Regions from separate parts of the Mus musculus genome. Here region 1 is linked to region 2. The links are chromatin loops, found by intact Hi-C in ENCODE. Cell type or tissue: left cerebral cortex. All regions are shown on one strand. Links, peaks and the distances in the headings refer to the core of each region. The heading gives the core; the rest is flanking DNA. Region 1 holds the start of Ncam2 (neural cell adhesion molecule 2). Region 2 has its middle 48 kb from the start of Gm23355.

Evidence for each region. Hi-C counts contacts between places; a loop is a spot of excess contacts. Peaks named below come from ENCODE experiments on the same cell type or tissue, not always from the same donor. Only the 100,000 strongest peaks of a DNase experiment are listed, where the experiment ranks them.
Region 1: a loop joins it to region 2, with 3 times the contacts of the local background. A loop is called at or near these places in 2 of 42 quality-filtered maps.

The regions. Positions count from the first base shown.
Region 1 is chr16:81,193,010-81,209,121 of GRCm38, reverse strand. Ncam2 (neural cell adhesion molecule 2) reads right to left here and starts at 8,425. Exons shown (of 18, transcript NM_001113208.1): 1 at 8,154-8,425. The coding sequence starts at 8,208. In left cerebral cortex, for the core only: CTCF peaks have their summits at 6,173 and 6,958 (motif pointing left); DNase peaks (open chromatin) are centred at 6,936, 7,410, 8,160, 8,292 and 2 more places; H3K4me3 peaks cover 3,816 bases; H3K27ac peaks cover 3,451 bases.
Region 2 is chr16:82,487,068-82,503,179 of GRCm38, reverse strand. No RefSeq gene overlaps it. Among named protein-coding and RNA genes, the nearest start is that of Gm23355, 48 kb to the left of the region's middle. In left cerebral cortex, for the core only: no CTCF peak of the experiment used is centred there; no DNase peak of the experiment used is centred there.

The DNA.
Region 1 (16,112 bases), core at 5,083-10,082, 1.3 Mb after region 2:
ATACACATCTATTCATGTGTATGTTTGTGCATAAATGTATAGGCACATGGATATACAATGTTATATGTGATACAATGATCTAGGTTGAGTGACTATCTCCACTTATTTATTCTTTTTTGCTAAGAGCACCTCAGTGAACCTGTAGACTCCTGATTTTGGCTAAGCTGGCGAGGGTTAGTACTCAGAGGCTACACCTGACCTTGCGACCCTACAGAGATGCCAATTGCATACAACTGTGTTCAGGTTTTTATGTGGGTGTGAGTCTTCTCTGGACGTGCACATCCATCACTTTTCCAGCTAGGCCATTTTGTCCAGACACAGTGTTCCACAGTTATAATTATTCACACATACTAATTACAAGGGTCAACTAGGTTTTCCTGTGACATTTACACATACACACCTATACTGCCCTTTAATCAACTCCACTCTCCCTGCCAGTCCTCTGTTATGTCTTTTTTTTTTTTTTTTTTCTATTCTCCCAAGAATAGCTTTTAAAGCTATGGACAAGAGGAGAAAATTATTTAAGTGGAAATTCTGAAATCATAGCAATGTTTGAAAACTTTCCCCAAATACCATATGTGTGTGTTTGTTAAACATATGCTAAACATTGATTAAAATACAAATTCTGACACAATCACAAGATAAAAGTAGATAACAAGCAAAGGTAAGTAATAACTTTGAGAGGAAAAATAAAATCATTCCTTTAAAAAATTTGTCATTGGAATTTTTAACTAGGTGCCTGAATAATACTTTTAAAGAGATAATCATGAAAAAATCAAAATTGCCACAAATGCTATTTTATTGCATTGCATTATTGTTATTGAAATATTATCATTCTTTCTGTCAGATAAGTTCAGTATTTTAAGTACTTCCTTCTCCCTTCTTTATTTGTATTGGATATTTTATTTATTTACATTTCAAATGTTATCCTCAGTCATTCAAGTTAAACTTGTATGAAAGATTTATGTTTGCAGCCAGGCTTTGATTTCAGCATTTTGAAGGCAGAGAGGGCAGTGACCTCTGAAAGTTCAGGGCCAAGCATAGTCTACATAACAAGTTTTAGGACAGACATATCTATGAAATATGGAGGCCCGTCTCAAAAATTGCATATAAAATTTGATAAAAGATCCATTACTTTCAGAGAACCATATGTATATCCACTGATTCCCTCTTTGGTCCATCTGTATCTGGTCAGCAGTTTTACAAACATCTTTATCAAGTTACTTTCCTGTTCAATAAGCAGGCCCCAAAGGTCTACCTATCAAACTTAGTCTTGCTCCAATATCCCACCATGGATGCCATGACTGACCTTTCCAAACCATCCAATAGATTAGACAACTGAATAAATCTTCCAACTTGATATTTAGAACTGGGTTATTCCCGTGGTTGAGACAACTGCATCCTTTCCTACAATTGGGCTGTGTTGTTTCATCTCCTATATCATTGCCTTCATTTCCTCTAGGCATGGTGAAGCTCTCTGCTCTACTGAGGTAAAATGCAGGTTCATGAATATAGGTTTGGCTTTAGCTGTATTTTACATTCAAGTAATGATCTCCCACTTTCAGACTAGATATTTATGGTTTCCGTGCCTTCAGTCACCATGAGAAAGGGAAAGAAACAGGAGATAGTAGAGTATGTCACAGCTGAGCCTCACCATGAAGAGTCAATGAATTTTCATTAAGATGAAACAGGATGAATGCCAAGGAGTATCTAGGACCGTGGAGCAATCAATCATATGATATCTTGATATCTTCTGCCATTTCATATCATTTTGCTGGAAAGTTTATTGCTTTCTCACATGCATCTGATTTTTTTCAATCTGTATTCTTTTATTTCCTCAACTACCAATATGGACAAACATTCTCTTTCAATCCACACACATAAAGATTTTTTCTACAAAACAACAAACATTATTTTTTAAATGCCATGAGATAGAAGTAAAGTTTAAGTACTTAATTCCAAATAATGACTGATCACAATGGATATGAGTAATCAGATTATTGCTCTGTATTGTAATCTTCATCAATAATAATATAAAAGGACTAAAATCTCAAATGAGTCTTGATAAAATTGAGTTACAATGTGACTACAACAACCTCAAACAAGAATATAGTTAGTAGGTACTCACCATATATACCACCCAAGGCTTGTCAATGTTTCCCTGTGCATGCTTGTGAGATGTATGTGTTTGTGTGCTCTTGTTGTTTTTGCTGATATTGCGGTTGCTGATGCTGATGCTGTGTAAGATTGATGCCTGCCTTTTGAAGTGTTGGGAATCAGACCAAGTGTCTCATAAGTAGTAAGCGCACACACTATAAACTGAGCCACACCCTCATGACCACATTTTCACATTTCCAACTTTTTACCTGTCTACATTTTTTATAACTTAACAAACAAGCCATTGATATCAATTTGTATTCAATATGCTTTTGAGTGAGGGGGTACTGTCAAGAGCACATATGGCCTAATGATTGCCACATGCTTAAATAAACCTGGCTCTCCCTCTCTGGGATAGCATCAACTGTCCATAGCATCTCAGTTAAATGTTGGGGTTGATGAATCTCTCAGCAATTCTTGTCAGAACTACTGTTGCCCCGATCTTGTTCAGGTCTTGTGCCGGCAGCCACAGGGCTATGAATTCAAGTCCTATTCTGAAACTGTCACTTCTGTTAATTTACTGGCTCTCACACTCTCTAAGTTTTTAAATCTACGTAAAAGTTTGGTGTTGCCTGAAGTGAGGTAAGCATGTGGACTAATTAGATCTCTGGTAATTACCCATTTGCTTTTCTATCTGATATCCTCTAAGTTCACTTATCCTAATATGTGCCTACCCTAACACTCCAGTCTAACTCATAAGTGCAAGACATATAGCCAACACCATATTGCAAATTGAAAAATAATACATGTGTCTTATGACCTTAAGGGGAACCTCACGTGGTTGTTCATTAAAAAAAATTCTAATATGTTTGTCTAGTAAGGTGTCTGGAACAATGAATATATAAATAAACAAATCATAATTAACGGATTCAATGATGGGAGAGTTCCACTCTTCAGTGGATTAGAGTCTCTAACTGTATAAAATATTTCTAATTACAAAGGAAATTTTATGATTTTGTGTGAATAAATAAGTGATACAATTCTATACATTATTACATTTTATCTGTATGGTGATTGTTGAATATCATGAACAATACCATGTGTAATATGTTCGACATTTTACAGATATCACTATCACAGCAAACTTTAGTGGCTGAGCATCTAGGTCAAGCACTGGCATATGTTAATGTCCAAGTTTTCAATGAGCAAATAGGTGTTCTGTGAATTTCAGTTGCTTCTTCAAGGTCAAGGGACCCTTGGTCACCCGGGCATTATGCTCTCAGGGGCAATGACTTGTTCTTTCCCTGTAAAATAATTTAATAGTGCAAAGCCAAAACCCTATGATCAACCTAAAGTCCTTCAAAGATATCTTGTCATATCTAGGGTGACAAAGATTCTTAAAATTCTTTAGCACCCCTCTTAGTCATTTTCATCCAGGAGTGTCTATGATCATGACGTCGAAGCCCTCTAACTTAACTAGTGGTTCTTGATTAATTGGTAGAGGCGCTGTAAATGTGTGCGCCTAAGAAAAATGCTGTCATCTATTTAGTAGTAGCACCATTGTAATTTAAAACAGTGAGGAACCATTAAAATGGGTAAATGGGGAGCTCCAAGAAGTACATGTGTTTGCTGAACGATTAATGGCAGCTTAACTCTGTTAAATGGCAGAATGTTACTTTTAATAAAAGGGCCAGTTGCTTCTTAATGTGTTCCTTTAGCATGTAATTTGAAAAATTAAAACTAATTGATAATCTTTTAAATACTCTTAGCCTCACTGTAATTGGCAGGATATGAAGATGCAAGAAACTCAAAATTTTCTGAATTTAGCAAAACCAGAAAATCATGTGTATTTCCTTTATAAGACCACTAATGTTGTTTGAATGACTTTCCATATACCCAGAGACATATTAATGACATAATACATAAAAATAAGGAAATGGCAGTAATAACAAGACAAGTGCTTAACAGATGCTCTCGCCTCCTAGCTGAATACTTTTCTCTACACGATCAGAGGTGCACTGATTCAGACAATGATCCTTAAAAAGAGGCAAGCTAAAATGAGTTCCCCAACGTCAGATGCCAACGGAAGCAGCAGGGCCAGCTCTAGAGACTTCCCAACATTCTACCCAGCCCTTCAGCTCTTGCCTGTGAAAAACAAACTCCACAGTTGAGCCTGGCTCCTGTCTTCAGACTGCAAAGCACCTTTCTCCGTCTCACAGCAAACCAGCCCATTTGTGAAAGAAGGCCACGTTATTTACAAAATTACACGAAACTTGACCTTTTCCCTTTACTGAATGGAGTTCTTTTGTTCCCTTAATTGCTTCTCCTGTAAGATATTACATCCTAGCGAACCTCAGTCCCCTGTGCCAAGGAAGAAACTCATCAGACACTCGGGACCGTCCACCTGTGCCTACTGCTCACTAGGCTCAGAGTCAGCTTGGGAAATGAAAGAGAGAACAGCAGGCATCAAGCCGGGGAGGGAATCCTCTGAGCTGTTCACTGACAAAAGAAATATTAATTTATAGAGCCTATATTCCCTAAGTTAGATGGACATTCAGTTAGTTCAAAAGAAACGTCACAGAGAGAGGACGCAGGCAAAGAATTAGATCAGGGTGGACAGAGAAAGGGTTCAAGAGAGGCCATATGTCATAGCCTATACATAGTGGGCATTTGTGGATTTGGCTAGTAGGCATCCACATGCCTGCTCTGTCTTCAGAAGGAACAGATCTCTCCAATGCACAATTATTAGCATTTGCCTAGGAAAAAAATAAATGTAAGCAGATGTCCAGACTCACTCACCGAGTGGGCTTCTCACAGGACCCTCCCCCACATTTTAGGTTAAAGGATGCTATGAATGGTTGACACAGCTTTTTAAAGAGAATGGAATAACCCTGCTGGGTTTCAGTAGAGCAGCATTTCTGTTTTGCATGTGTGAACAACAGTCACAGACTGGCATTAATCATATTAGATGGTTCTTAAAAGGAGATGAAAATGATTTTTAAACACCCGGAAAGTTTCAGAAGCTGCCCATCCCTATTTCAGACTGGGAATTAGACTTAAAAACAGCACATGCCCTGTTAATGAGAGACTCACTAGAGATTTATGACAGCAGAGCCTGGAACTGAGTCTTAAAGAGAAGGTAAAAATAATTGCACACGTTAAGTAATTATAAATTCCTTTCCATGGGCAACTAAGTTCAGAGTTGACAACCTTCTTTCATTAGGTATTGATCTTTCATTGGAAATGGAAGGCTTTCAAAAGAACATTTCTATTTCAATTTTTAATAAAAAAAATTCTCTCATCTCCATGAACAATAACACTGATCTGAAAGTAAGGACTGAAGTTAATAGGTCTTGTTAGCTAATTATGGGATTGGCATCCACTTAAGTTAGTTTTTTTTTTTTCACTTGAGCCATTTTCTTCCATTCTACTGTTGTGGTTCAAAACGTTTTGACTACTTAAAAGGGAATACATCATCGTTGTCTTTCCCCAGTCAAACTGCACACCACTTTCTCAAGCAATAGCTTCAATCATGCTTCATAAAATCCCCTGCAAGTATATTGTTGGAAACGTAAATCAGCCATTTGAGCTTTTAGTATTTCCAAGGCAAACCTGAGGGTCACTGTCTTGTAGGTTTTCATGGCTCCATCAAAAAAAAAAAAAAAAAAAAAAAAAGAAAGAAAGAAAGAAAGAAAGAAAGAAAAGAAAAAAAGAACAAACAGAAATGCAAGTTACACATGGTTCATTAAAAAAAGAGAAAAAAAAAATAGCTCCCAATGGTGTGTCTGATACTTGCGGCTGCACCCGTAATTAGAGAAGAAAACAGCAGCCTAGAGAAATTTAGACTCCTGGATAAGGATTTCTGTTTCCAGGCGTCTTTGACTTCCTTACAGCACATGGCACAGCGATACTACATGCTTGTTCACAGAAAAGCTGGTTCCCCCGGATACTCCACTAAGGGTGTCTGCATGGCATGCCACTGCACGAGACAGAGAGATCTTCTTTACAAAGATGCCATCCGTCTGTCCTGTTTCATTGACGAGGAATATGGGTTCCCCTGCAGGCAGGCTTCCTTGCCACAGTTCTCCTCTCTAACCACCCTGCGTGCTGATTATAAATCAGCTAAATCACAATTTCAAATACAGGCTACATCTAGAGACCCAAAGTGTATCTGCCTTTGTGCACTGTTTATGCCTAGCTACTTAAGCATTCCAACCTCTCCCCTTTCCCTGAATTCCAGCACACTTGGCATCAGCGATGATAAATGCACAGACTCTACAACTGGGATGATTTCCTCCAGACAGCGCATCAATCGGCACAAACTTGCCCCCATATTACTTCACACTACACTCTCCTAATTGCAATTGCATCTAAGTTAGATTTTTCAGACTGCCTTGTTTGAATTCAGAACTGCCTCTCCATGTTACAAATGAACAGTTAAACACAACTACCAACCCAACCCACCCACAAAATGACAGCTCTGTATCTTGTAGTGAACAAGTGTATGCTGATCTTTGCAAGAGAGGTGACTGGATTAATGAACAAGACTAATATGAGCTTCCGATGGATCTATCTGCAATTTTTTCTGAGACTGAAATATTACCCATCCTCTGTTAGGATGGCAGAAAGAGGCACTTTATAAATGAGAGCAATATCTAGCATGTGAATTTGTACTTCAGAACATAAAAATCTACATCCAATCGTGGTTCATCATTTCACTGTAGTTTCAGAGAAAGACAGAGAAAGGAAGTCTTTACATCCAAAATGCCAAGCCCTACTGAGGGATGATAGAAGGACAGTGGGTGCAAGAGCAGAAACAAGCATTTCTTGCTTAAAATGGAGTTATACCACCCCCTGCTGGAGCACATGAGCAACGCAGAAGCGGTGGGGAAAAATGCTTAGAATTGGATCTAGAGAACATATTTTAACTTATCTTGCATTTTATTAATTTCATAGAAAATGCCGCACAAATAATATGGCATTCCTGCACTTTCATGTAATAGGAGAATTATGGATATTACCTTTGCCTTTAAGACTTCCACCAGTGCATATTTTGGTATTTTGTCTCCCCCCAATTAAATGTCCAAACTTGTCTGGACAGTTCAAAACGTTTCAAATGATTGTGAATATATTTTATGTGAACGTAGACTATGGAAGGCAGAATGATAAATTCATAATGCCTATCATCTATATACAGATTAGCAAAGATTGCTTCAACCAATTGTCCCTAGGGCTATTCTAACACGTTTTTTCTCTCTCTCCCCCACCCAAATTAAAAAATAAATAAATAAAAAGCTCCCCAGTACTCCCAGTGCTCCCCAACCTTCCAAATCCCTTACAGGTGCAATTCAAATCGAATGATAGATCGTGTTCAGATTATGCTATATTCAAAGGAGGGGGGGTCACAATGAACGCCTGCAACACAACCCTAGTTTTAGCCATTTGCTGTTTTACAGCATCTATGGCCCCTGTTAGTTTCCAACATAAATAAGCCATCAAACGTTCACTTCACAGCCCACCCACCACCCCCCAAAAAAAAAAAAAACTGGTGTTGGGAAAGAAGAAAAGAATCTCTAAGAATTGAATTTCTTGCACACCACAGAGATTTTTGATAAACGACTTTAATGCTGGTAGTTTTTGCCTCTTCTGTAAAACATCACCATGCCCTTCCCTTCCGCAACCTCAGATATTTAACTGTGAATACACACCAACACACTCATCCAATTTCGGGTAATAAGAGAGAATAAGCCAAAAAAAAAAAAAAAAAAAAAAAATCCCAGAAGCTGGAGCAATTTTCCCTCCCATGATCTCTTTCACACCGACGATGCTTATCTCCAATTCCGCACGGTCTCCTCTCTTATTTAAGGGGTCTTTCGAGCAAACGGATAGAATTTGAGGGGCCGCGTAAAGAAAGAGGTAAAATCCCAACAGTCGCCTCAAGAACCACCGCAACTTTGGTGCCTGGGTTTCGTGGCCCCGGGAGCCTCGCTCTTTGCCTCTCCGGGTTGGGTGGAGAGGGGGAGGGAAAGTGAAGCAAGAAAGCCGCACACTCCTACCTTGCCCGCTCCTGACAAGCAACCCGAGCAGGTAGAAGGAGAGGAGGAGGCTCATGTTCAGGACGTGACACCGGCGGACAGTTCCAAAGTTATTAAGTCCAGCCCCGGAGAGAGAACCTTCCGCTGCCACGGCCGCCTCTGCTAGCCCGCCGCCGCTCCCGGGTGCCCCAGCCGCCCGCAGCCCGCCGCGCGCTCCTCCTCGCAAAGTGACTGCAAGCTCCGCGCCTTGCCGCACTATATCCAGGCGGCGGCGGCGGCGGCAGCAGCGGCCGCCGCGGCGGCAGCGGAGCCGGCGGGAGGAGGCGGGGGCGGGACGGGGCGGGGAGGCGCGGCCCCGGCGGATCCCTCCGCGCGCTCGCCCTGCGAGCCAGGCACGCGCGGCCCCGGGATTCGTCCGCAGTGGAGCCCCAGCCACGGGTTCGAGCCCAGGAGTCCCGGGCTTTTCTAGCTATGCGGATGGTGCATGCTCACGGGGAACAGGGACGCCTGGACACCAGCACCCTCTGGCTCTTTTGCGACCCCGCAGGTGTGGCCGGGTTGCTGAGTACTGCAGAGGGCGAGCCCCAGAGGCACAGGAAGTATTGACCTTTGGTTCCTAAAGAGCTGGGGTGGCAGGGTCTGTGTCTATCCTAGGACTTAACCCTGGCCTGGCCTGACACCCTTAGTGCTTTGACACTTCCCTGTGGATCAGGGGAACAACTGTCTCCTAGGGTGTATGGCTACTAGCCCCTGCTTTAGATGGACCAAGAAAGACATTCATGCAGTGCATCTTTAGGTCCCAATTCATTGGGATGAGTGGATCCCCTCCCTAAAGGGGGGCGCTGCTGAGGGCTAAGATCTAGGAGGGTCTTGGGTTTTTTTTTTTTTTTTTTTATACACCATCTAGGATTAGCACTGTGAGGTAACATTTCCTTGTCAGTGTCTGAAGAGAGAGATCCGGGAATGTAAATGGAGGACCTGAGCTGGGGTTCTTTTTAAGGCCCACTCACCTGCAAACCCCACTGTACCTGCACCCCTCACAACTGAGTGTGTGTGTCACCTGAAAGTGTGACTGGAGGAGTAAGCATGGAGCTGTGGTGTCATGCAACCAAAGTCTGGGGTTGATCACGATATTTCCGCTGGTGGAACAGGGACATAAACTGTCACTTTACTATGACACCTATGACAAGAGACTAATCAGAACCAGAATCTCTGGCCCCAGGATCTGGTCTCTGCCCCGATCAGAGTGAGCAGACACAGCTGACAAAAGGTTCCTAGCCAACACTTTGTTCAGGTTCCTTAGAGTGATCAACCAGCTCACCCCAGACTCAGAGAGCTCCCTGGTGTTTTTCTTATCAGCAAGTACACATGTACAACCACAGTCGACTCTTATGAACATACTGCAGATGAAAACTAATCTCTTCCCCACAAAGCTTGCAGGTTTTCAAATTGACACCCGGATTAGCTAAGTACCTATTGCACATGCATGAACATGCCTGTTCACACACACATGCAAAGGGACCTACACTTAATGATGAGAGGATTATTATTCTGTAAGGGTGTGCACTCTTTTTCTTATTACTTAGAGCCAATTTATTTTAAAGTAAATATGTGGACTATGACAGAGAACAGTCTGATACTATAAAGTAATTTGAATACTCGACTTCATTAAGGTCAGAACAGAGAAAGAAATAGAGAAGCAATGGTCTATCCTCGATTGGTGGAGTTTCCATCTAAATGTTCATATTATAATATGGCATATATAGCTCAAATCTGATTGTATTCATACTGGTGTGTTTTGAGAAAAAGAGACAGACAGAGAATTATTTTTTTTGTATGTCCAGTGGTTAGTTCTTGTCAGTGGGACACAAACTAGAATCATGTGAGAAAAGGATGCTTCATTTGAAAATTTGCCTCGTGGGCAGGTAGGTGTTTCTGGGGTTGTTTTACAAAGCAGGCTAAGCAAGCATGAGGAGCAAGTCAGAAAACAGCATTCCTCGGCTTCAGTTCCTATCTCCAGGTTCATTCGTTGAGTTCCTGACCACAGCACCTTTCATGACAGACTGTGGTTGAGAAATGCAAGCCAATCATCTTTGGACTCTGCATGCTTCTGGGCTTGGTGCTTCATCACAGCAATAGTAAGCAAGCTGCAAGAGCATGGAAAAATTGGTTGAGCAAAATCTTGTCTTTTGGCTGTCTAAAGAGGTGATGTGTAATCCTTCCTCAATTTGGTAGCAATCTTGATAAAGAGAGCAGGCATATACAAAAATTATCTAATAAATCAGGCAATGTAGCAAAAATACACAAGGAATGCATTGCTATTGTTGGGAAAAGAGAGATGGGATGAAGGAGAGGAAGACATAAAGAAAGGGAAATCTTTTCTAAATAGCGTTTTAAAGAAAGGCTTCAGGAAACATTGAAGAAAGGAGGGAGATTAGACAGCAAAGGAGAAGCTGAAGTGAAGGCTAAAGTTCTGAAAGCATCCAGCAGTCTTGGAACACAGGACAGAGTCTAAAGGACAAAGGCTGGAGGGATGGCTGGCTCGGTCTGGAAAGTAGTTATCATGTAAGCCAAGGAAAGTGAGTTCTGATTCACACCATCAATATAGAAAGTTCGTCACAATGAGGTGTGCCTGTTGTCCTAGCATAGTATGTTTAGGAACAGAAGAGAAGAGGACCTGGAACTCACTGACTCATGCGACTTAGCAAATTAGGAAGCTCCACGTGATCAGTGTGAAAACCCATCTTTCTAAACAAGAAACAAGAGGACAGGGGGAAGTTGTACAGTGAGGTAGCTGAAATCAACTTCTGGCATCCATATGGACATGCATAGGTGCTTACAGACAGATGAGCATATACAGACACAGGCACACACAGAGAAATATCTATAACATTACATTGTGTATAACACAGAGTTGAACTTGACTTTGGCAGTGGAGTTAGTACTTACTATGCCAAAAACAAACGGAAAACTGAAAAAACGAAATGAAACGAAACAAAACAAAGCAAAGCAAAACAAAACAAAATGCCCTTGCTATTTTCAACCTCGTCTACACCTTAAGGTATTATCCATGGTAGAGAATTCACCTAGCAAGCACAAGGACCTGGATTCAAATCACAGTTCACAAAAGGAGAAAATATTTAAGAGAAAATTACAAGTGTGCCAACTTCAAGGTTAGAGACTGAATTACAAGTCACCAAACTGCCCATCCCCCAACTGGGGATTACTAACTCAGGCTTTGGTATCATAACCCCAGTTATTCTTGCTAAGTGTTCATCAAGCAGGGTACCACATATTGCAAACACTGAAGGAAAGGCCATCCAGAGACTGCCCTACCTGGGGATCCATTACATATACAGTCACCAAATCCAGACACTATTGTCGATGCCAAGGAGTGCCAAGGAGCCTGATATGGCTGTCTCCTGAGAGGCTCTCCCAAAGCCTGACAAATACAGAGGACAATGCTCTAAGCCAACCTGAGCCCTGGGTCCCCAGTGGGGTCCCCAAAGGAGGGGTGAGAAAAAGGACTGAGGGAGATAAAGGGGTTGGCAACCATATAGGAAGAACAATAATATCAAGCAATCAGACACCCCAGGACTCACAGGGACTAAACCACCAACCAAGAAGTACACATGGCTCCAGCTGCATATGCAGCAGAGGATGGCCTTGTCCAGCATCAATGGGAGGAGAAGCTCTTGGTCCTGTGAAGGCTTGATGCTCCAGTGTAGGGGAATTCGAGGGTATGAACGCAGGAGTGGGTGGGTGGGTGGGTGGGTGGGTAGGGGAGCACCCTCATAGAAGCAGGGGAGGGGGAATAGGATAGGGGGTTTTGGAGGGAGACCTGGAAAGGGAACAACATTTAAAATGTAAATTAAAGAAATATCCAATAAAAACAACAACAACAACAACAACAACAACAAACAAAACAAAACTTCAAACTGCTTCGTTCCCCCATGGTAACCAGCTTATCCCATGAGCACATTCAGTTCCCACTGTACTGGCAGAATGATCTGCTATCATTTATTGGTCAGGTTTTCATCTCCCAACAGACTGACAGTGGAAAGGCAACACCTAAATCAATTTTCTCTGCACACCGTCCCTGTCCTTGGTCAAACAGCATGCTCCCCTATGATCAAGATAACATGTGTACTAATATGGCCGAGTCCTGCACACAGTGTATGGTACAAACATCACAGAAAGGCATCGCTAACCTGTATCTGACAAAATACTTACATGGAAGACAAGGTATCAATTTTCTTCCCCACCTGAGAAAGATTTTAGAGGCTTTTCATGGCGCTTTAGCTCTTTCATTTATAAAAATAAAAGCAAGTTGAACAGAATTCAGGAATCTATGGAAATCTGAGTAGTAAGAAACACCAGCAGAACTGGGTACTGGGGTAAGTGAGAGCAGATAAATTTGATTTAGAAGAATCAATAAAACGAACATGAAGGAGTAGCAGAGAGATAGAAAACGATAAGGTGCATTATATGTGGAAATTATCTTCTCAAGGAGGTTCTCGCTCTTACATCTGCAATCTGTTCCTGTAAAACACATGCAGGCATATAAACTATACATGGGAGCCAGGCTTGAATGCTGCTGTGGACCATTCTGTAAAGATTGTGTTTATGTCACTGTCCCTGGTGTTATTTTTGTTTACTCTGTTGGCAGAATTCGTATGCGTCAAAATTATACTATTAGGAAATAGGACATTCCATGTGTCCGTTTATATTTTTAAAATGTCACAAACCATTATACCTATTCATTTGCTTGTCTAGAAAATTGCCTGTTTGGGTTTTTTTCTATTACCACAAAAGAGGGGAAAATGTGCACTGTGTGTATAGGCAGATAGCCTGAGACCTCTATAAATAGACAAGCATGCTTCTGCCTTCCTGCCTCCATTTATGCCACTTTTTCTAATGAACATGTCTTTAAAAATAATTTCTACTTCCATGTTACAACAGCGTCTTAAGATGTTTTACCAGGCTGTTTGTGAGCATGTGACAGAAGATCTACAGTGGATAGATTTAGATCTTAGCATCCCCGTTTGCAAATGCTGTATGAGCATAACTGTTCCCCTTGAAATTAAGAACAGGAAGAGATAGATTGATCGTACAAAGGTTCCCTAATCATCACACCTTCTTACTTTTTAATTTCTTTTAAGATACATGGGGTCATATTCCTTCATGGTTACTTCATGTTCCCTCTGGGCAAATAACTTCTCACTTCTCTCTGAAATTACGGAATAATAGCCTATAATTTGTTACTTGCCAGAATAATATTTTCTTAACTCCAAGGGCATGTATTTTTCTTCACCAAGTCATCCTCGGCAAATTTAATGATGGAGAATAAGGGAAACGCAGCAAAGCCGTAGCATGTTGTCAGAAACGTCGGTTAGTCAATTTCAAGATCATATTCAGGGAAGAAAGAAAAATGGAATCAAACAGTGGCTAGACAGGAATCTGTTTGGTGTGAGAAGGATCATGATGTGATGTGTGGATTGTCCGAATATTGATCAGAGCAGTCAGAAATCATTTTGTTGTCCATGTGTAGTATTGAAATACTTGATGGCTGTACAAAGGCTTTCCAGGGAAGGGAAGTTATCACATACTGGGCAGACACATTGTTCATCTCAGGCAGCACCTACCATACAATTATAGGTTTGACTGACATAATGTGTTCATCAAATGCATCTTTAGAATGAAATAAAATTGAAAATTATATTTTAAAAAGAATTGAGGAAGTATTTGTTTCTTCTATTAATAAAGCTCCATTTTTTGTTGATTTTTCTGTTTGGCTAATTAACTGTATTATTAGTAACAAGCACATTGGTGTTAGCAAAGCCACTTCTTCCCATAAAATGTCAAAATAGTAATGTTTAGTCTCTAAGTCTACTGCCATGGTACATTGTTTTATTACATTCATTCTATTTTAGCACAAAGGATTTTAAGTAAACCTCATGTTCTATCATTCTACAAGAGGGTTTACACTCATTTTGAGGGAAAAAAGTTTGCTTTGCCATTCACAGAATTCAATAGAGTCGGTTTTCATGTTCAACAAACACTTTATAGATTTATTTGTTATTTTCTGTGTATGAGAGTTTGGACTGTATGTGTGCATATGCAACATGTTCATGCCTGATGCCTGCGGGTGAAAGGAGAGTGTATGGATTCTCCTGGCACTGAAGTTATAGAGAGTTCTGAACTCTCATTGAGTTTTTGAGAACCAAAGCTGGGTTTTCTGCAAGAGAAAACCCAGTGTTCCTAGCAAGTGAGCAAATGTTTCTATCCAAAAAATAAATATTTAAATAGAAACTGGTTTTGGCTTTCACAACTTTATCAAAAACAAGGAATTCAAAACCCTGGGGGGAGATAATTGAACATAAATAGTCTGTCTGTGTATAATGAATTAGATCAGATAAATTTACCCATTTTATTATACATTTGTGCTCATAGTCCTCAAGTTATTTCATAATACGCATAAAGACAGGTGTTTTCACATTGATCCAAAATAGATCTGTTCAATATTTTGAAATACTTTTCATAATGCCTTATAGACACTTTCTTCATTTTCAAAACTGTAACTTTGACATTTTATTTGATGATATGTGTTATATGTTAATAGTCTATGCCATATTTATATGTTAAAGATACTGTACACCTGTTTTTATTATAAATAAAACTTCAGCTTGAATGTGTTTGTACAGGTTTGAAGCATTTTATTGATGAACATTTTTAATTAAAAATTGGATAACGGAAAAATATGTACTTACAAGTGTTTATTTATAAGTATTTGGTTCATATTGCTCTCTCTCTCTCTCTCTGTCTGTCTCCAACCTGTAGAATAGCTCTAAGCTCCTGGCTAGTGCACATGTACCATGACTGTCATGACATTGTAGGGAGCTCCTTTGCTCCCTACAATGATGCTCATGTACTCAACTTCTGAAACTGTGAACAACTCCCCAGTTAAATGTTTTCTTATAAGTTGCCTGAGTTGTGCAGTCTTTTCTAAGCAATAGAAGAATAATATGACAACACTAATTATTGTCTATCTATTTTGGGATTCAGAAATTCACATTTATTAGTGCCAGGCACTGAACTTCTTTTGTGATTATACCCATAAGATCAAACTTACTCCTTTGTTTTCCTACTCATCTACAGAACATAAATCTAAATATATACCTCACTCTACTGCTAACATCAGTGGAGAATGGTCAAGGACTGCCAGCACGCTTTACAGATTAAAGCCAATAGTGTTCTGTCTTTGGCTGCAGACCTGCTCTTTGCTCTAATATTCTACTTGGATGCTTCTGCTTCACTTGAAGCCTGAATGTGGATCCGGCTGTAACTTCTCAGAATTCAAGCAGAATGGATTATGTAATGAAGAGTGTTGAAAGGAGGATAGGAGAAGACGCACAATAATAAAAATCATGCCCAATATTGAACAATGGATATCTATCTAATCACTGTATATTTCCAAGTTTTCATTTCTACATAGAACCATCTTCCAAGTCCCTTAAAAAAAAAACACACTGATTACTAGCTCAAAAACATTTTTGTGAGACCATAGTTTATAACTCAGGACTGTTCTATTCCTCCAGAAACATTTTTTTTTAATGTTGGGAAATGCTTTTCTTTTCCTTTCTTTTCTATTTTCTTCCTTTCCTTTTTCTTAAAAAAAATTGTTGGTAGAGTATGATGCTATCTAGAGGGGAGAGAGCAGGGATGCTAATAAGTATCCAGCAATGCACAAGAAAGGGCTTATGAGCAAAGTGATCTAGTCTACAATGTTAACTTGAGGAACCTGGGCAAAGGTGTGTTTTGTAAGTTGAGTCTGCACACATCACAGCATCCCTCAGCAAAGAAAATGTTGGTTTGCTTCTTTCTAGCCAAAGTTGTTCCATCCCTCCATAGAATGTTTTAACTGTGCAGCACCCTATTTTTTCCGAGGAAAACTTGTGTCTTCAGTATGAATTCATTTTT
Region 2 (16,112 bases), core at 5,841-10,840:
TTGAAGATCTTGCCATACAGATCTTTTACTTTCTTATTTACAGTTATGCCAAGGTATTTTATAAAATTTGAGTATTGTGAAAGGTGTCATTTCCATAATTTCTTTTTCAACCTGTTTATCCTTTGAGTAGAGGAAGTCTAGTGATTTGCTTGAGTTAATTTTATATCCAGTCATTTTGCTGAAGTTGTTTATCAGGTTTAGGAGTTGTGTGGTAGAATTTTTCAGGTCACTTAAGTATTTTATCATATCAACTGCAAATATTTTTGATACTTTTACTTCTTCCTTTCCAATTTATATACCTTAGACCTCTTTTTGTTGTCTAATTGATCAGGCTAGGACATCAAGTACTATATTGAGTAGGTAAGAAGTGAGTGGGCAGCCTTGTCTAGTCCCTGATTTTAGTGAGATTGCATCAAGTTTCTCACCATTTAGTTTGATATTGGCTACTGGTTTACTGTATTTGATTTTATTATGTTTAGGTATGGACCTTGAATTCATGATATTTCCAAGACTTTTATCATGAAGGGGTGTTGAATTTGTCAATCATTTTTTTTTGAGTTTGTTTATGTAGTGGATTATCTAGTTGGATTTCCATATATTGGAACATCCTTGCATCCCTGGGATGAAGCGTACGTGATCCTGATGGATGGTGGTTTTGATGTGCTGTTGGATTCAGTTTGGGACAATTTTATGGAGTATTTTTGCATCAATATTCACAAGGGAAATTGGTCTCAAGTTCTCTTTCTTTGTTGGGTCTTTGTGTGGTTTTGGTATCAGCATAATTGTGGCAACACAGAATGAAGTGTTTCTTCTGTTTCTATTTTGTGAAATAGTTTGAAGAGTTTTGGTATTAAGTCTTCTTTGAAGATCTTATAGAATTCTGCACTAAACCCATCTTGTCTTGGGCTTTTTTGGTTGGAAGAATATTAATGACTGCTTCTATTTCCTTAGGGGTTATCATACTGTGTAGATGGTTTATCTGATCTTGATTTAACTTTGATACTTGGTATCAGTGTAGAAAATTGTTCATTTCATCTAGATTTTCCAGTTTGTTGAATATAGTCTTTTGCACTAGGATCTAATGAGTTTTTGGATTTCCTCACTTTCTGTTGTTATGTCTCCCTCTGATTTTGTTAATTTAGATACTCTGTGAAAAGAACACCAATGGCTTTTGCTCTAAGACCAAGAATTGACAAGTGTGACTTCATAAAACTGCAAAGCATCTTTAAGGCAAAGATGCTGTCAATAGAACAAAACGTCAACCAACAGATTAGGAAAAGATCTTTATGAACCTTACATCTGATAGAGAGCTAATATCCAATATATGCAAAGAACTTAAGAAGTTAGACGTCAGAGAACCAAATAACCCTATTAAAAATGGGGTACAGAGCTAAACAAAAATTCTCAAATGAGAAATAACAAATGACTGAGAAGCACCTGAAAAAATATTCAACATCCTTAGTCATCAGAGAAATGCAAATCAAAACAACCATGAAATTTCACCTCATAACAGTCAGAAAGTCTAAGATCAAAAACTCGGGTGACAACAGATGCTGGCAAGGATGTGCAGAAAGAGGAATACTCCTCCATTGTTGTTGGGATTGCAAGCTGGTACAACTTCTGTGGAAATCAGTCTGGTGGTTCCTCAGAAATTTGGACATAGTATTACCTGAGGACCCAGCTATGCAACTCCTGTGCATATACCCAAAAAGATGCTCCAACAAATAACAAGGACACAGCTCTATTTCATTCTTAGCAGGCTTATTTATAATAGTCATATAATAGTCTAGAAAGAACCCAGATGTCCCTCAACAGAGAAATGGATACAGAAAATGTGGTACAGTTACATAATGGAGTATTACTCAGCTATTAAAAGCAATGACTTCATGAAATTCTTAGGCAAATGGGTGGAACTAGAAAATAACATCCTGGGTGAGGTAACCTAATCACAAAATAACACACATGGTATATACTCACTGATAAGTGGATATTGGCCCAAAAGCTCAGAATATCTAGGATACAATTCACAGACCACATAAAGCTCAAGAAGAAGGAAGACCAAAATATGAATCCTTTGTACCTTCTTGGAAGGGGGAACAAAATACTATTGGACGATATACAGAGAAAAAGTATGGAGCAGAGACTGAGAGAAAGTTCATTCAGAGTCTGCCCTATCTGTGGATCCATCCAATATCAGTCATCAAATACAGACACTATTGTTTATCCCAAGAAGTAATTACTGACAGGAGCCTGATATAGGTGTCTCCTGAGACACTCTGACAGAACTTGACAAATAATGAGGTTGATGCTCACAGTCAACCATTGGACTGAGCAAAGTGTCCCCAATGCAGAACTTAGAGAAAGGAGTAAAGAAGAAGAAAATGTTTGCAACCCCACAGGAATAACAATAACCAGATCATCCAGAGTTCACAGGGACTAAACCAAAAACCAAAGAATACACATGGAGTGACTCATTGCTCCAGCCACATATGTAGCAGAGACTGGCCTTGTCTGATATCAATGGAGGAGAGGCCCTTGGTCCTGTAAAGGCTTGATACCCCAGTGTAGGGGAATGCCAGGATGGGGAAGGGGAAGTGGGTGGGTGGGTAGGGGAACACCCTCATACAAGTAGGGGAAGGGAGGATGAGATAGGCGATTTTCGGAGGTGAAACCAAGAAAAGCAATAACATTGAAATGTAAACAGAGAAAATATCTAAGATAAAATAAATAAATAAATAAATAAATAATAAATTATTATTACCATTAATAGTATGTTTACAAAACACAAATAAATAACATTTTTTTAACTTTTGGTTTTTCTTACAGGATAGTTACATAAGTACAGAGAAAAGATTGATATAAAATTCAACAACAAATCAATATATAGCTGAAAATCATACTATATATATATGAATATATATATATATATATATATATATATATATAAAACTTCACTGCGCATTATTTTCTTTCTTCTTTACTTTTCAAAAAGATTCTGAAAATGTCTCTGTTTAACTTTATTTTTCTATATATATTTTAACAAGATTAAAGGTGTACTGGGTATTGTGGAAGAGAGGGTTGAAAGATTATAAGAGACAGATGGCTAGGAAATTTGTAAGGACATGTGTCCTAGAATTGACATGTAAAGTTCTCCTTGGTACCTAAAAGGCATGGCTGCCTAAAGAAAAGCTTAACAAGGATGAGAGGAATGGATACGTTCCTATGGAAGAAGGAATTCTCATAGGTCCCCAACTGCAGAAAAAAGATGAGAGGCAACTAAGAAATCCTAAGTTGGGAAATTTAGCTTTCTTCCAGGATAAGATGCCTAATTCGTTATCTGGTACCCATTATTCATCCTTGAACCCAATCATATATATAACACTAAATGGTTGTATTTATATATTTGTGTGTTTCATGTATTTTTATAATAATAATGAAAAAAATAGAGATGCTGAATCTGTGAAACACATGTTGTGCGATATTGGATGGGTTAAAGTGAGACAATAAGACATGTTTTATTAAAAATAATAAAAATTAAGAAAAATTTTATAAGGCTATTTACAACTGTTCAGATATTTTCATTGCATCATATAATTTTATTAGAGGTATATCTTCGTAACATTGATAGGATTATCATTCGTGTTCCATGGAGCTAGAAGCACTAGAATACATTATCCAAAATATAAATAAAGAATAAAACGTATTTTAAATATATGACATATAAATATAGGGAAATTAGTCTTCCCAAAGAATATAGAAATAACAATATACATAAAGACATAGGCTTGATGTGACTGTGTGTGTGTGTGTGTGTGTGTGTGTGTGTGTGTGTATGATTTCATGTGTGTATTTTTTTTCACCTAATTGCATCTATATATAAAACTCATCAAGATGAACTGCTGAAAATTCCTTTCAGGATACTATATATCTAGGTGTTTCTTGTAGCAAGTTTTGTACTGCTATGATATACATTTAAATGGTTCCAAGAAAATAATTAAAACAATAAAGTTGGTCCTTATATCTGAGAGGATAATTGGTTAGATGAGTGGTTATGGATAAGGATTAAAAATTACAATGGCAAGACCTAGTTCTTAGAACATAAAATGACTGAAAATTATGGTGTGTTTCTATTGCCTTTATTTTCATGTTAAAATCGTGATCTCAAATGCATGATTATTTTCTTTACTTAATGGGGGCAAACTGTGTAGGTCTGATGGTCAGGTAAAATCTCCACTGTAGGAAATGCATTTTAGATCCTTGAAAAGGCATGACATTTTATTCCCTGTAATTAGGTAATTAATTCTAGTGGGTTTACAGATGGCATGTTGTGTGAGAGAAGTACGGGAAAGTTTAAATTCCAAATATTTCAATTTAAACTTAAAAGTCCTTGAATCATGTAATGAAACATCATATTGAACTCTGCAATTGCATATGACTATTATTTGCAAATTAAATAAAATTTACAAAGAAAAATAACCCTGACCTACTTTTGAAGTATTTACCCAGAAATAAAGAACTCAAAAAAAAAGATGTAGATTACTGAAATGGTAAACTTATGCTCTTTATTATATTTTTATTATTATCTTTAATCCCCCCCTTTTTTTTATAGTAGAGAGTTATCCTCCTAGTATTCTGCCCTCCAACAATTAGTTTCCCATCCCATTCCTACTGGCCCATATCCAAGAGGATGTTCCCACACCCTTACACATCCAAAACTCTGCCAGGCTTCCCTAGTACCTGGGGCTTCAAGGCTCTCAAGGGTTAGATGCATCTTCTCTCACTGAGGCCAGACCGGGCAGTCCTCTGCAGTGTATGTGTCCAGGGCCTCTGATCAGCTAGTGTATGCTATTTGGCTGGTGGATCAGTGTCTGAGAGATCTCAGGGGTCCAGGTTATTTGAGACTGCTGGACTTCCTATGGGGTCACCCTCCTTCTTAGCTTCTTCCAGCCTTTGCCTAATTCAACTACAGGGGTTCATGGCTTCTGCCCATTGTTTGGATGTAAGTATCTGCTTCTGTTCCAGTCAGCAACTTGTTGTGCCTCTCTCTGAGGGAAGCTATGCTAGCCTACCCTCATGTCGGTAAGTGCATCATAGCATCAGTAATAGTGTCAGGCCTTGGAACCTCTCCTTGGGATGGGTCCCTATTTGGGCTTATCAGTGGACTTCCTTTCCCTCAGGCTCTTGTCCATTTTTGTCCCTGCAGTTCTTTTAGACAGGGACAATTCTGAGTCAGAGTTTTTGATGTCAACTCCATCCCTCCACTTGATGCCCTGTCTTTCTACTAGAGATGGATTCTACAAGTTTCCTCTCCCAACTGTTAGCATTTCATCTCAGGTCCCTCCTTTTGAGTCTTGAGATTCTCGCTTCCTGGGACTCTGGTGCATTCTAGAGGGTTTTCCTAGCTCCTGTATCCTAAGGTTGTATATTTACATTCATTCTTCTGGCTCTTAAGGCTTCACTCCTGGTCCCTCCCCCAATATCTGATCATTTTCCCCTTTGGCCTTCCCCTTCCCCTAACCTTTCCCATGCAGTTCCCTCCTTTCCTCTGCCCTCTGGTTTGTTCTTCCTGCCTCGTAAGACTGAAAGATCCTCACTTGGGCCCTATGTCTTGTTAACCTTTTTGGATTCTGTGGCTTGTATCACGAGTATTCCATAATTATTTTGGCTAAATATCCATTTATTAGTGAGTATATTTCATGCACGCCCTTTTGAGTTTCTCTTACCTCACTAAGATTGATATTTTCTAGCTCCATCCATTTACATTCAAAAACATAAATTCCTCGTTCTTTTTTTCCTCTTTTTTCTTTTATTAGATATTTTCTTCATTTACATTTCAAATGCTATCCCCTTTCCTAGTTTCCTCTCTGAACGTCCCCTGTACCCTCCCCCCACCCTCCTCCCCAACCCACCCACTCCTGATTCCTAGCCCTGGCATTCCCCTATACTGGGGTATATAATCTCAAAACCAAGGACCTCTCCTGCCATTGATGGCCGACTAGGCCATCCTCTGCTACATATGCAACTAGAGACACAAGCTCTGGGGCTTGGGTTTAGATACTGGTTAGTTCATATTGTCGTTCTTAATACCTGTAATATATATATATATAGTATTCCATTGTGTAAATGAACCACATTCTATTTTTCTGTTGTGAGACATCTGTGTTTTTTCTAGCTTCTAACTATCATAAATAAGGCTGCTATGACTATAATGGAACATGTGCCCCTGTGGCATTGTGGGGCATCTTTTGTGCATATGCCTAAGAGTGGTATAGCTAGATCTTCAGGTAGATCTATTTACAATTTGCTGAGAAAACAGCAAATAATTTCCACAGTGGTTGTACCTGCTTACAATCCCAAAAGCAATGGAAAAGATTTCCTCTTTCTCCATGGAATCTCAGGGTCCTTTTGATTTTCATTTCCCAGATCACTAAGGACTTTGAACATGTTGTCAGTGCTTCTCAGCCATTCAAGATTCCTCTGTTGTGAATTCTCTATTGTTCTATATACCGTTTTTAATTGGGTTGTTTGATTTCTGGTGGTTAGTGTCTTGAGTTCTTTATATATTTTGGATATTATCCCTCTATTGGATATGGGGTTAGTGAAGATGTTTTCCAACTCTGTAGGTTGCTAATTTGTCCTATGATTATATTCTTTGCCTTACAGAAGCTTTTGAGTTTCATGAGGTTCCATTTATCAATTCTTGGTCTTAGAGTGTGAGCCATTGGGGTCCTGTTTAGGGAATTTCTCCTGTGTCAATGAGTTTGAGGCTTTTCCCATTTTTCTTCTATTAGATTCAGTGTATCTGTTTTATGTTGAGGTCATTAATCCACTTGGTCTTGAGCTTTCTGTAACATGAAAAATATGGATTGCTTTTCTTTTTTCTCATACCAACTTCACGTTAGACCAGCACCAGTTATTGAAGATGCGGGTTTTTTTTCAATTATATATTTTTGGCTTCTTTGTGAAAGATCAATTGTCCGTAAGTGTGTGGTTATATTTCTGAGACTTCAATTTTATTCCAATGATCAGCCTTTCTGTCTCTGTACAAAGTCCATGCCATGTCAATGTCTATTGCTCTGTAGTGTAGATTGCAGTCAGGGATAGTGATTCCCCTAGAACTTCTTTTATTGTTAAGAATTGTCACTCTCCAGTTTTTTTGTTGTTCCTTATGAAATCAAGAAATGTTCTTTTCATGTCTGTGAAGAATTGAGTTGGAATTTTGATGGGGATTGCATTGAATCTGTAATTACTTTTGGGTAGGATGGCCATTTTTACTATGTTAATCCTACCAATCCATGAACATGGGAGATCTCTCCATTTTCTGAGGTCTTCTTGGACTTTTTCTTGAGAGACTTAGAGTTATTGTCATACAGGTCTTTCACTTGTTTGGTTAGAGTTACCCCAAGATATTTTATATTATTTGTGGCTACTGTGAAGGGAGTTGTTTCCCTAGTTGTCATTGAGATGGGCTTCTTATATGCAGCAAAATGTTGGTTGATTTTTTCATATCCAATCTGTTAGATGATGTTTTTTTATTGTGGAAATGAGTCCATTGATTTTGAGTGATACTGGAGACAGATGATTGTTAGTTCTGTCATGTTTGTTGTCTTAGGCAGAATTCTGTGTCTGATTCCTTCTGGGTTTGTGGTAAAATGATTAATATCCTGTCTTTTCTTTGGTGTACAGTTTCTCCTTTTGTTTGAGTTTTCCTTTTATTATTATTTAGGCCTGGATTGGTAGATAGATATTATTTAAATTTGGACTTATCATGAAATATTTTAGTTTCTCCATCTATGATGATTGAAAGTTTTGCAAGATCTGGTAGGCTGGGATGGCTTTTGTATTCTCTTACAGTCTGCATATTCTCTGTCCAGGCTTTTCTAGCTTTTAGTGTATCTGTTGAAAAGTGTGGTGCAATTCTGATAGGTTGGCCTTTAGACATTACTTGGCCTTTTTCCCTTACAGCTTTTAATATTCTTTCTTTGTTCTGTGCATTTAGTGTTTTGATTATTATGTGACAAGACGATTATTTTCTGTAGTCCAATATATGTGGTGTTCTTTAGTCTTCTTGTACATTTATGGCCATCTCATTAAGTTAGGAAAGCTTCTATGATTTTGTTGAAGATGTTTTTTTGTGTCCTTTGAGCTGGGAATCTTTGCTCTCTTCTATTCCATACTATTCCATACTGGGCCATACTATTTCCAACAAGGCCTCACTTGTTAAGACTCCCAAAACAGAGGCAAACAATGAAGATTAGCTACTATTCTATCTGAGATTTTTGAGGAGCATTTACCCTTCAAGCATTTATCCTTATTTCATTCCTCTTTGTAGACTTCATAGTCTCATGGCTATGCCACAATGTAGAAGGCATTTTGCTTTTTCACAACTGAAAAGTTTGAATGGAGTGAGGGGAAACTGCAGTTGGGATGTAATGTATAAGATAATAATAATAATAATAATAACAATCCATAAAATTTAAAATACATTTTTAATAAAATTTCAGAACCTTCCAGTCTCAGAATTGATTAAAAGTCAAGCTTTCCTGAGACTCAAGATAATCGCTAAGTTATAACTCACCTTTGTAAAATAATTAAGTAATCCTAATTTATATTATTACAGGATATACATTACCATTGAGAAATGGAGACTGGTGCTGTAATGTAAAAACACGGGACCAAAGCAGAATCAACATTTAACAGGGAAATGACCACTTGCAGTTGAATTTCCAATGTCAGGGTCTTGAATGGCTTTGGCTTCCAGTTTTGCTCTCTGAGCATGCATTTTCACTTGTTGTCTCTATACAGCTCTGCTTCGTTGATATCTCATAGCTCTAGCATATCAACAGCTTAGTGTTTTCACTACGACTCAGCTTTCATTGTCTAGCTTCAACCATCTCAAGACATTCAGAAAGATACTTATTTTTGTTGAAAATTTCTATTTAAATATGTTAACACTTGATCATATTGAAGAGAAGAGACCATATGCAGGTAGTTATTGGAACTGGAATAAATAATTTTTATTATTTTATTATAATTCATAAATAATATTATTCACTGATATTTCTATAATTATAAAATAAACAATTTATAAGAGTTTTATATCAAGGCTTAATGGTTCTATAATATCTTTTTAATCATAATGGCAACAAATTATATTAAGATGTTGAGTTATCTCTCAGCTATTTGGGGAATCCTAAAGAATTGATTACTCCCGCATCTGAAAATTTCAGTGCTACAGAAATATTCAATATTAATAAAAATTATTTTGAGAACAACAGGAGATGGCAGTGTTTGATCATTAATTCAAAAATAAGATGATTGAATTTAATAACCAGTTAAGTTACAAAATATTAATACATATATACATATATATATATCCATGATACCATCTATAGCTTTGTAGCTTATAATATTAGTAGCTTATAATGATATAGGATTAATTTGACAAATGCATTAAAAAGGAATATAAAAATCTTAATTTCCTTTGGCTATTTTATAAAAATGTGTGAAAGTAAAATAAATTTTAATAAAATCAAATAACAAATTAAAATTTTTGAATGACAGCCATACTAACATTTTAAGAATATTGTCCAGTTCATTCGTTATATATAACTTTAAAGTTGATGAGTAAAATATTAAATTATTTTCCAAATATAAAGCCATATTGCATAGTAAAGAAATAAATTAATTTACCTATATGTATATATTGCACACCTTTTCACACATTCTAATATTTACATCTATGTAATTATATATGCACTTAGGTCTATGTGAATATTCACACATATGTAAATATAATTACATAAAGTAATATATTAAACATTAAAAATAATATAGACTATTTGTCTGCATACATGTAACTTTATAAATTGTCTCTAGTTCACTGGATAATTATTAGAAGAGAAGAATATTAAATTAAGAGATAATGGGAAAATCTTCTTATGTATCCTTATCACTTTAATCTTTGTGAATTAATGGAAATTGATAGTGTTGATACACGAAGTAGAGCCTCTTAAAATAATATGCTATTGTTTTGTTTTGTCCTCTGTATTTTCCTTAATGGAATTTAGCTGCACTTGTTACTCAAGCTTTTCATTTCACTTGAAATTGGACATTATTTTCCCTAGTGGCAATTAATAGAACCATGGAAGACTTTGGAGATTATATTTGCCTTACATATGTGAAAGCTATGGTTAATTGCCTGCTCTTCTGGATAATGAATACAATAATTATCTCAATAAGTCAATATATTTTATTTAGCTGTGCCATTGACATTTGAGAGATGACCACAAGTTTATTAATATAACACACTTGGTAATTTTGGTACATATATTTATGCATGTGATGAAAAACTTTCCCTCAGACCTACTATAAACTAAAAAGAAAATAAACTCACTGAATGGAAGAATGATAAGTTTGTAGTCCTTTCCCTCAGATGATGGAGGCAGGAAGAGGCTAAGAGACCATAAGTATGAAGTCAGGGTTGATTACAATGTAGAGTCTAGTCTAAAAACACCAATGTAAGATAGACTGGGAAGTTTCTAGAAGACAGTAGAATGAGTGACAAAATCTTACATGATTAATACCTGCAAATATTAGTTCTAAAAGGTAAGAAATAGTAATGGAACTTCATAAAGAATACAATGACTATGAGCTGTGTCCATTCAAGAGAGTTAAAGGCAAGCTGAAGATTATTTTGCTACCAGTATAGTGAGTGGAAACCAAGAAGTTTGTAAACTGGGCTTAAAGGAAAAATCAAAGCTACAGAAGGACACTCTCTACCTTTACTGTCAGATTAGATAGATAGATAGATAGATATATAGATAGATAGGTAGATAGATAGATAGATAGATAGATAGATAGATAGATAGATAGATAGATAGGCAGAATCAGAGAGACAGAGACAGAGAGACAGAGAGAGACAGAGAGACAGAGAGAGACCGAGACAGAGACACAGCAATAGACAGAGTGAGAGAGGAGAGAGGGTGCAAGATACAAAATCTGATAGCAGTTGCATTAGAAGATGGAGAAGTGAAAACGAAAAGAGCTAAGTATAGAATGTAAAAGTACAGTCAGTGTACTACACATCTCTGAGCAAATCTATAGTTCAGCATGGCTGGATTCTTGGGAGCTGTCTTCCTTAATGATTTCAGGGAAAGCTTCTCTTCAAAAGGAATAACAGACTGAAAATGATATATCAATTGCAAAACAAATTTACATATTTCAGGCAATCCTGGAACTCACTATGCATCTAAAGATTACCTTGAACTTCTGGTTCACATGATCCTACCTTCAAAATTCTGGGGTTAAGGAGTGTAATATCAACTAGCTATAAAATATATTTTATATTTAAGGCAAAACCTGGCCAAAGTGCAGAGAATAAATAGCAAATGTGTGTTCATCCACAAATGAAACAGAAACTTCTTATCACTGCAATCTCAAGGCTCAAAAACCAAGACAGAAGATTATAAGTCAGAAAGATTATAAAATCTGGGAGTTAGGGAGGACTGGGGCAAAACAGTGTCTTTTGATAAAACCACTCATTTATAAACTCACAGCACTGGGCACATCCTCTCCAGCTGAGGCCAGACAGTTAGAGGAACAGGATCTATAGGCAGGTAACAGAGTCATGAAATATCCACACTATAATTGTTCGGTGAATTACCTGAGGACTTAGCTGTACATCTGCTCAATATGTATTGGAGGTCTAGGGCTATCCCATGCTTGTTCTTTGTTCAGTGTCTGTGAGCCTGCAAGCGTTTAGTTGACTGTTAGTCTTCTTGTGGGGTAACTATCACTATCTCCTTCAGATCTCTCAATTCTTCCCCTTACTATTCCATAAGACTCCCTGAGCTCTATATAATGCTTGGCTTAGGGTCTCTGCATATGTTTCAGTCAGTTGCTGGGCGGACCCTCTCAGACAACAGTTATGAAACATACCTGTCCTGAAAGCATCACAGTGTATCATTAATAGTGTCAGGTATTGGTTCTTGACCATGAGTAGGTCCCAAGTTGGACTAGTCATTGGTCCATAAAAAATAATGTGTAAGTTCCTCAAATATAAATATACCTATGACACTATACATCCTTTACCATATTCCTGAAAAGTTTTATATCCTAATTTAGAAGCTATGCTAATACTTTCTCATCAACATCTTTGGCTCTATTTATAATAGTCATGTAATGGAAGAAATTTAAATATGAATAAAATTATGACAGGATAATTATATAGTGACTTATACACAGTAGAAAATTATCAATAATAAACATGTACATATGAATGATTATTCAATAATAAAATATACATATTGGAATATTGTTCAATACTGAACAATAAATTGGGAAATTTGAAAAACATTGATATACCTGTAAGTAACCATTTTGAATAAATTCAAGAAAGACCAAAGGAAGTTAAACATGAGTGTTCTTTCTCATAGATAAATGCCAGATTTGATTCTCTACATATGTGTGTCTAAATTGGTGTACCAATAGGTATCCAGAAACTGCTTAGTGAAAATGGGGAAATTTCATGAGAAAGGGTCCATAATACAGGTGGGATGGAGGGAGACACTGTAATAATGGGAAAGAAAGGATTAAATGTGTTTGGCTTAGTGATGCCATGGTAAAAAAAAATGAGTATGGGACAAATAATGAAAGCTAAAGACCTTTAAAATTATTCCCCTCTCCATATAAACCCACCACTGTAGAATCCTGCAGAAAAAATGACTTTAAATGAGTTACTCTAGAAAAATGGAACCATTCATAGAACGGAATAGGATTATTCTCACCATATACTAGCAAATCAGTCCCCTGTACTGAGTATGGAAAACTCATTTCTGGGTTGAATGCTAAACAATGGAGGCTATCACTATTAGTCCTGGTTGCTCTCTAAAACTTGGTGTTAAGACCCTATTGCTGAGGACACCACACACTTAAGTCATACCACTTGGAGAAACCAAGCTGCAAGCTACTGTGGGAGAAAAATAATGAGCAGAATTATTTTGCCATGGACACAGAGAGCTGCTTTGACAACTGATGTCTCAGGATATAACAATTAGTATGATAATTATATGAATGTTAATGAAGTAAACAAAACCTTACCAGTGATATTTAAATTTCACTACAGAAGATGGACATTATGTCTAGTCCAATTATATGGGGCAAAACCTTGTTTGGATAGGTCATAGGGTCTAGTGGAGAAGCCCATGCTATTATTCTAATACATGGAAATAGTGTTAATGGCTTATCACTAGACATATAGTGTGAATCTCTCAGCCATCATCAAAGAATCTTATTCTACAGGACAGATAATTATTACTGTAAAGATTTGACCTTAAAATATAAAGATAATATGAAATTGTAGAGTGCTCTTCTCTAGTGTTCTATATTGCAACCTTTATCAGGGTCATAAATAATCTGTATGAGACTGAAAGATAATATGAAACAAAGGTAGTATATGTCTGCATCAAACTGCATTTCTTGAAAAAAAATAGCACCGTTGAGCACATGAATTGAGTGTGTCTGGGAGTACATACAAACCCAAGCATGGGTGAAGGATAAAGTCATAAATATCTGTCCATACCTACTTGAGGAGCTATGGAGAATTGATAGCTACTAGTGTCTAAAGAGTTAGTGTTTTATATGCTTGTTTGTTTGTTTTAATTCAGACCATGTTGGTTTCCCATGTTTCAGTAGATGCTCTTATATACTTCCATATAACTACAACAGTAGGAGAATTGAGTGAGTCTAAAATAATAAAGTGCACATGAAATTTTGAGGAAAAGGAAGTGGGGCAGTATAGGGAAGGCTTTGGGTGGGATGGATGGAAGGGTTATTTGGTGAAGAGATGGCACAGTAGTTAAAAGCAAGCACTACTCTTGTTCAGGGCCTACATTCATTTCCCCACATGCTTATGGTAGTTGAAAACTCTGTGTCTCTTGTTTTAAGTGATCTGACATAATGATCTTACTTCAGAGGGCATTCAGTGTATACTACCTACACATACACAACTGGATATAAACCACTCATGAAGATTAAATAAAAAAGACAAAGGTATTTTTAAGAGTGTCAAAATTCCCATCATATATACATCACCATAAAACTAGATGCACACATGAACATCAGCATAAGAATTCTGGGTGGCTTCAAAATCATCAAGACTAAAAATTAGTAAAGAAAAGTCAGAGCTAAATGGCATTATAAATCAAATAAATATCACACATTTAAACTTCCATTCATATACATATGAGCAATCTAAGATCATGAATTTTTCATAAATGTTCCCAGGAATGGTTGGGAAAAATCAGAAGATTAGCAGAAATCAATAATATGAATGAATAGTGCATATTTCTTGCAAAAGCTTTAGCCCAAATTATGATCATATGCATGTATGTGTGTATATATGTATATATATATGTATATATGTATGTATATATGTATATAGGTATATCACATTTTTAAATTGATTAAATTATATGCACTCATTTTCTTTTTGAGTTTCATTCTAACCCATTCACATTGAATTAGGATCTTCCTACACAGAGAAAGATGACATAAAACTCTGTCCTATATGTCACAAAAACTGCTAGTATAGGACTGTGACCCCATGTCTGTCTAAATGTCTTTATCTTAATGAATTTAATTTACATAATTTTTCTTTCAATCCAAAATATAGATAATGTCAAGCAGACACAACCTTCTGGTAATAGTCCTATTTAATTATTTTCATGGGTATCTGAAACACAGCCATTCATGCATTATATACAACAAACTAGAAAGCAAATTAAGAGAATTAAATTTATTCTGTGTGTGTAGGTTTGGAATGAGGAAGTCACACTATCATCCAGTACTATTAGTTCTTAAAATTTTTGGTTTTAACAGTATGATTTTACAGTAAGGATACTCCTCTTCCTGAAATCATTAGGATAATGAGCCTGAACTAATAAAAATTATGCTTAAGATTATAGCAATACTTTCTACAAAGCAAATCAGTTAACATTTGCCATTTATAAATATGTACATATGGTTCACAGCATCAGCACCCAGTTAAAACCCAAAGGGAAGACACAAATGCATTACTACTCATGTCTAAATAAGAGCCTAATTATATTTATATGGATGTGTGATAATGGAAAGTATACATAATCCATTTCCCATTTTTATGCATAACCATCAAATGTGCTAATCTAATTTTACTTAGGTTTTCCTTAAGGCGAACATTTCTAATCTTCACTACGATCATTATATGTATTGCCAAATATTAGAAATAGTAAAAAAAATCTTTATAAATATAAGGTGTAGAGACATGTTTTTTTTTTCCTTTCGTTATATTTGAAGTCAATAAGAACAAAAAAATGACAGGTGTGAAAGAGATAAGGGACACAGCACCCTTCCCATCAGCCACAAATAACATAAAATATCTTGGTGTAGCTAACCAAAGAAGATAGTGACGTATATGACAAGAACTTCAAGTTTCTGAAGAAAGAAATTGAAGAATATATCTGAAGAAGATATTTATACGGATATGCCAGATATATCCAAATATCTATCTACATGGAAGAGCTAGAGGTCTTGCATGCTAATGGATTGGTAAGATTAACATAGTAAAAATGGCCATCCTTTGAATGTGCTATGCTGTGAGACAAAATTAAAAGCATCCATGACCAAAAAATCCAACCAGACTATAAGCTGTAAGAAAATATGAAGAGCAAAAACTGTCCCTGACAATAATCAAGTTCAATGAGATTTGAAAAACACCCTTCCTACAGACACATACCAGGAAAATTGAATGGCAGAATCACAATGCATAGCTCTAAAGACAAATAAAATAAGCAAGCATTCAGGAAAAATACTATCTATGAGAAATTACTAAGATTCAATATTTACTCGTAAAATGATATCTTAAACGTGTGCACTGAAAAATATTGTGCTATTTGCAGACTAGGACTACATAAGAAAGGTAAGTGATTTTTTTTCTTTATAAAGAAACAGTTGCTAGCCTTGAAATGGATATATACAAACAGAAAATGGACTCAGCAGAATATTTTTATATAGTTTACATTTATGTTTACCTATACATATATCTTTAAAACACACAAAATAAATCACAATTA